2 separate regions of the Mus musculus genome follow, and region 1 is linked to region 2. The links are chromatin loops, found by intact Hi-C in ENCODE. Cell type or tissue: gastrocnemius. All regions are shown on one strand.

Region 1 (2,500 bases), 170 kb after region 2:
GACTGGCAAGTGCTATCTCTGACTTAATTGGAGCCCCATATCTCTGCAGTTTTATTTCTCCTACCTGCTAATTGGTCTCCTGCCTCCAGTCGCTGCCAGCCAAGGTTGTCCTGACTGCCTCTGACATAATTATCTAACTGCATATCTCTCATCATGCTGTTCCTCTAACTAAGACCCTTGGCTAGCCCTCTGTGTCCTCCAGCCTAATTTCCAGACTTAACTGAGTCCTAGTTTTGTCAGCCAGAGTCATCTCCCATTACACTCACATGGTGTCTTATCGTTTACCCACACCAGCGAGGTGACCATTTCTCAGAAACACAGCAAGAATATGCTTCTGTATATTTTCATCTGCCGTAACTTGTCACTCTCACTACTCTGCTGAGGGGAAGTCCACCTTGCTTTCCAACTCAAGTACTCAGAGAGTAAAGGATTTTCTCTGTGCTCCCAGCGAACCTTCTCATAGGCCTCCACTTGCATTTCTGCAGTGTAGCTCTTCCCTTCACTTGAATTGCAAACAGACCAAGGGTCTGGCAGGATCCCTTAGCCATCATTCTATTTCCTGCTTTACACTGGGTGCACGTGGTATTTAAACTTCTTAATGTTATCAGTCTCCATGATGGTACATAGTGCTTCCTGAACAAGTGAATGAGAAGTGAGTATTTGAACTAGCAAGAGTAGGAATAGATGGTTGATCTACAGTATTTACTTGCTCCTTTGTAGCCTGTATATTTATCACAGTGCCAAGCATTGTGCTTTGAGATCTGCAAAGTGGGAACAGTCCTTGATAATACTTAGCTTCCTAAGCCACTTGTGATCGTAACTGGCTCCGTCATGCTTTGTATCCAGAGGCTGGACCTGAGATTTCTCACTGATTTGCTCCTGTCCCTTACTTTGTCGCCATTCCTACTGTACTCATCTTTCCCCTTCTTTTCTTACGGAGAATCATTGCTGAATCAAACTGGCTGACAATGGAGTGTGAGAAGATTGCAATGTGTGCTTAAACTGAAATCCCTGTAGCTATTTTCATTTTTGGGTGTATAGCAACACCTAGTGGCTTTGTGTATTATTTCAGAGACTTTCTAGAAACAGGGTTGCTTATTTTCTTTTTCTTTTCTTGTTTTACCACTGTTTACTTATTTTCATTAATTCATAAGAATAGATGCTGAGGAATAAATGTTGATCCATTAAAAAAAATCATTCACTAACTAATTTACATAAATAATAAATATTTTATATTTCATAATATTCATAGTCTGGGACGCTAAAGAAGCCTTTTGTAGGAAATCCACCTTCTTTTTCACAAGTATAGATTTTTCTGTTCATACATATGTATATTTGCCATATCATAAACACATTTTTTATATTCTGTAATCTTTAGATAAGAACACCTAACAGGTATCATATCCAATTTTACTTTGTTAGTAAGGTATTCATATTTGCCTTGGTGACATGGAATCACAGTTACACATGTAAATTACTTCTTTGAATATATACATTCTGATGAAATTTTAATGGGCAATTTACTCTACCTTAATTTTTTCTAGATAAACATTTACATCAGCTATTTAGTTTTTCTTATAACTGTATTATTTCCCTTCCTTGCTTATTGAAAATTACAGCTAAGTCAAAATTTAGGATTTGGGGAACGCTCTCCCTCTGTCTTCTCATGCTGCTGGCTTTGCTTAGTATTACAACTCCTGCCCTCCTTGTTTTTGTCTACTGTTGTCTTGGTGCTTCTTTCTGTCTTCGGACTAGGTTCAGGGAACAAGTCACCAAGTAAGTAGTAGACTCCCATTCTCCCAGGTTCTTAAATCTATGCCGTTTCCATTGTACTTTATTGGGTACAGTTTCACAAGGACCTAGATTTTGGGAAGGGACATGGCCCACTACAGTAAAATGCAGGTTTAGTGGTTCTAGTTTTGCACTGTTAGCCACTGGGCAGCCTTTGTTGTACTTTACTGCCAACTCACACACAAGTAAATATACATTGTATATCTGCTCTGTCTGCTGCCTCCTCCAAGAGTCATTACTTCTCCCTTCATGGAATCTGAAGTCAGAATAATGACATTGACACAGCAGTAAGCAGTGGGCTCCATGCATGTTGCATCCCATAAAATCATATTACCAAGTGATGTCATAGCAGTCCTTACTCTGTGATGTCACAGAGTTCCCAGAACCAGTTCCTGCTGTTAAATTGAGCTGTATCCCAAGGCCTTAGTTTGTTTTTGTTTATCTTGGTTTTTTTTTAACCTTTTGTCCCCATAAAGCAGGATCTCATTAATTTCCCAGGCTGTCTTTCTATAGCCCAGACAGATCTTGAACTTGGTATCTTACTTACTGCCTCAGCTTTCCAAGTAGGTAGTAGTATTCCAGGTCTATGTCAGTAAACATGCCTAAATGATAATGTATTTCATTGCAAATATCATGTACACCTATTTTTATTAAAATTTTATAAAGACACTTTGTAATGTTTACCTAAGTTTCTAGCTTAATTTTAAAG
Region 2 (2,500 bases):
AAAAGCTAAGACACAACATGTACGACAGAGGAGGGGGGGGGGAGAGGGAGAGACACAGAGACAAGCTATTTTTTGCTTTCCTTTCTACAGAAAGGAAAATAAAGCGTGCATTCCCCTTCCTTCCCAGTGTGTAGGGTCTAGTCAATATTTTAACTGTCTGAGGACAAATTAGCCCAGGTGGATCTTGTTGAAAAGTTTCTCGAGGTGGGGTGGAGGTGGGGGGGGGAGGTAGCTGGAGGGGGAGGTGGGTGGAGGTGGTGGGGGATGGGGACCGAGCTAGCTCTGCCTCGGCTAATGGTCATTGGCCTGGGGCTTTGAAACCATTGCCTGTCCTGCTAATGACACGTCCAGTTCTCGTCTACCGGCCGTGGACGCCGGGCTGCTGTTCCTGGGGCTGGCTGGCGGGGACTGGGGTACTTTCCCTGCACGAGGAGGGGCGCTCTCGGCCATCCCTTGGGGCTGCCCACTCGCGGCGTGGGTTCCCCACGCGCGTCCTCTCCCCTGCGCGCCGCCGCCACCTCTGCTCGCGCGACTTTTGTAGCCAGTCTACGGCCAGGGGGCGCGGGGGTCCCCGCAGCGGACATCTCCGGGCGGCCACCCGGCACCCGGCCCCACGCGCGCCACGCCGCGCGGTCCAAGGCTGGAATGGCAGCGCGGGGCCGGGCGGCGGCGGTGCCTCCCTGGGGGGCGGCAGAGGCAGCGGCGGCGGGATCTTCGCCGGGGCCCGCGGGAGGAGGAGGAGGAGGAGGAACGGGAGGAGGAGGAACGGGAGAAGGAGGAGGGGAAGGAGGAGGAAGAGGAGGCGAAGGAGGCGTTTTTTCCCCCCAGACCGCCGCCAGTTCGAGCGGGCACGGGCACAGGGACACCCCACTCGTTGCTCCTACGTTCTGGAAAGGTGTTTAGAAGACTTTTACGCCCGGAGTGTAGGGTTTGCACTTCATTTTTTTCCTTCCCCCTCTTCCCCAAAGCAAGATGGACTCTATTGCCTTTCTCTTTCTCCCTCTACCTCTGCCTCTGTCTTGTCAGCCTTAAAGATCGACATTTTGTACTAAGATGCAAAGTTGATGGTGACCAGCAACAAAGCCTGGGTGGGCTCCCGGGATCCCTCCCTCTCTCCTTCTCCCTCGGCGTTTCCTAGCCTCCCCCACCCCGACCTCGCCGACCTGGTGGCCTGAGCTTGCTGTCGTGGGCTGTGGAGAATTTGTTTCCCCAGGTCGACTCCGATCTCCGTCTCAGAATTGTGACCCAGCCAGGCTGTTGGGAGCTGGCTGTGGCCGCCCAGGTCTGCAGCGCTGAGGGCTGCGATACCTGGACCCGCTGCTACGGTTGCTCCTCCAGGCTGCCTGGCTCTTGGGCAGAGGGAGGCACGGAGTGCCTATCGATCTTTACCGATTTGGTTACCGGTGTATTTGCCCAGGGGGTGGTGATCACTTGTGCAAGTTGATGAATGATCGTGGTGTGGGCTTTGCTGTTCAGAACAGATCAACTTTCTGCTTTGTACAGACAGAGTAGGAAGCAAGGTTCTGGGCAGACCCAGGAATGCCAGCTGGGCTGCCCCCACCCCCTTTGAATAATCAAAGATGCTTTCCCTTACTGCCCTTGCTGCTCTTTCGTGGAGGAGGGTGGAGACAGGCAAGGGGTTGGTATGGAGCTGTGCCCTTCCCTCATTGAACTCTTGGAAAGCCTTCCCATTCTGATGATGTGCTTTTATTTGCTACCTATAGGTCACTATCGTCTGACAAAGGCTTTGCTGCAGTTCATCTTCCTTCCTGTGTGCCTCCCATTTACCTTCCAGGGTAAGTATGCACACTCCTGAGAGAGGGAACTGGGTGTCTCTTGGTAGTGACAGAAGGGTCATTATTAGATGCGTAGTGGGGTCATGTGGGGTTATAATTCTCTACCCCGCAGTTGTCTCACTGAGTTTCTCTCACAGCCAAACTCAGGATTTTTAGTCTTTCCAGTTCACCTGCAGGTTATTGACAGCGAAAGTTAGTTGAAATGTTTGTTTCTTGTTTACCTGCAAGTGCCACTTGAAAACTAATTATCAAATAGACAATTTAGTTGGTCGAAGTTTTATACAGAGTTGAAGGCCTAATAAATTCTCCAGACACTAATGTAGAAGCTTGTAATGTATGAATGGACTTAATAAAAACCCAAAAAAGCACCACAGTGGGGACTTCTCTAATTAATTATGTGATGTGTTTTCTTCCAGATTCCCATCTTCTCTGTTACTTTTGGGTTGGGGAAGGTTGTATTTAGGTGGTACAGTAAGCCTTTTATTTAATGTACAAGTCTGATTCAAATTTGGTCCTAACTTCCACAAAGATTTATGCAATTGGAGAAATTTGGTACATAAACATCTATTCTGAGATTTATCGTTAACTGCCATTTTCAAATATACGCTTCCCAAATCTCCGAAATGGAAAAATCTGCAAAACATATCTGGGATAGTTAGTGTCTGCAAAGTTTGTGAGAGATAACCGCGTAGTGAAAACAGTGT

What was found. A loop is a pair of places that touch in the nucleus more often than their neighbours do. Peaks named below come from ENCODE experiments on the same cell type or tissue, not always from the same donor. Only the 100,000 strongest peaks of a DNase experiment are listed, where the experiment ranks them.
Region 1: it touches region 2 in a loop (2.4-fold over the local background); 3 of 42 quality-filtered maps call a loop at or near these places.

The regions. Positions count from the first base shown.
Region 1 is chr16:50,253,237-50,255,736 of GRCm38, reverse strand. All of the region lies in intron 7 of Bbx (bobby sox HMG box containing), which reads left to right. Among named protein-coding and RNA genes, the nearest start is that of Bbx, 180 kb to the left of the region's middle. In gastrocnemius, a CTCF peak has its summit at 1,044 (motif pointing left); no DNase peak of the experiment used is centred here.
Region 2 is chr16:50,428,206-50,430,705 of GRCm38, reverse strand. It overlaps Bbx (bobby sox HMG box containing), which reads left to right. Exons shown (of 17, transcript NM_027444.3): 2 at 1,725-1,796. Among named protein-coding and RNA genes, the nearest start is that of Bbx, 2.9 kb to the left of the region's middle. In gastrocnemius, no CTCF peak of the experiment used is centred here; DNase peaks (open chromatin) are centred at 421, 603 and 1,305; H3K4me3 peaks cover 1,639 bases; H3K27ac peaks cover 1,369 bases.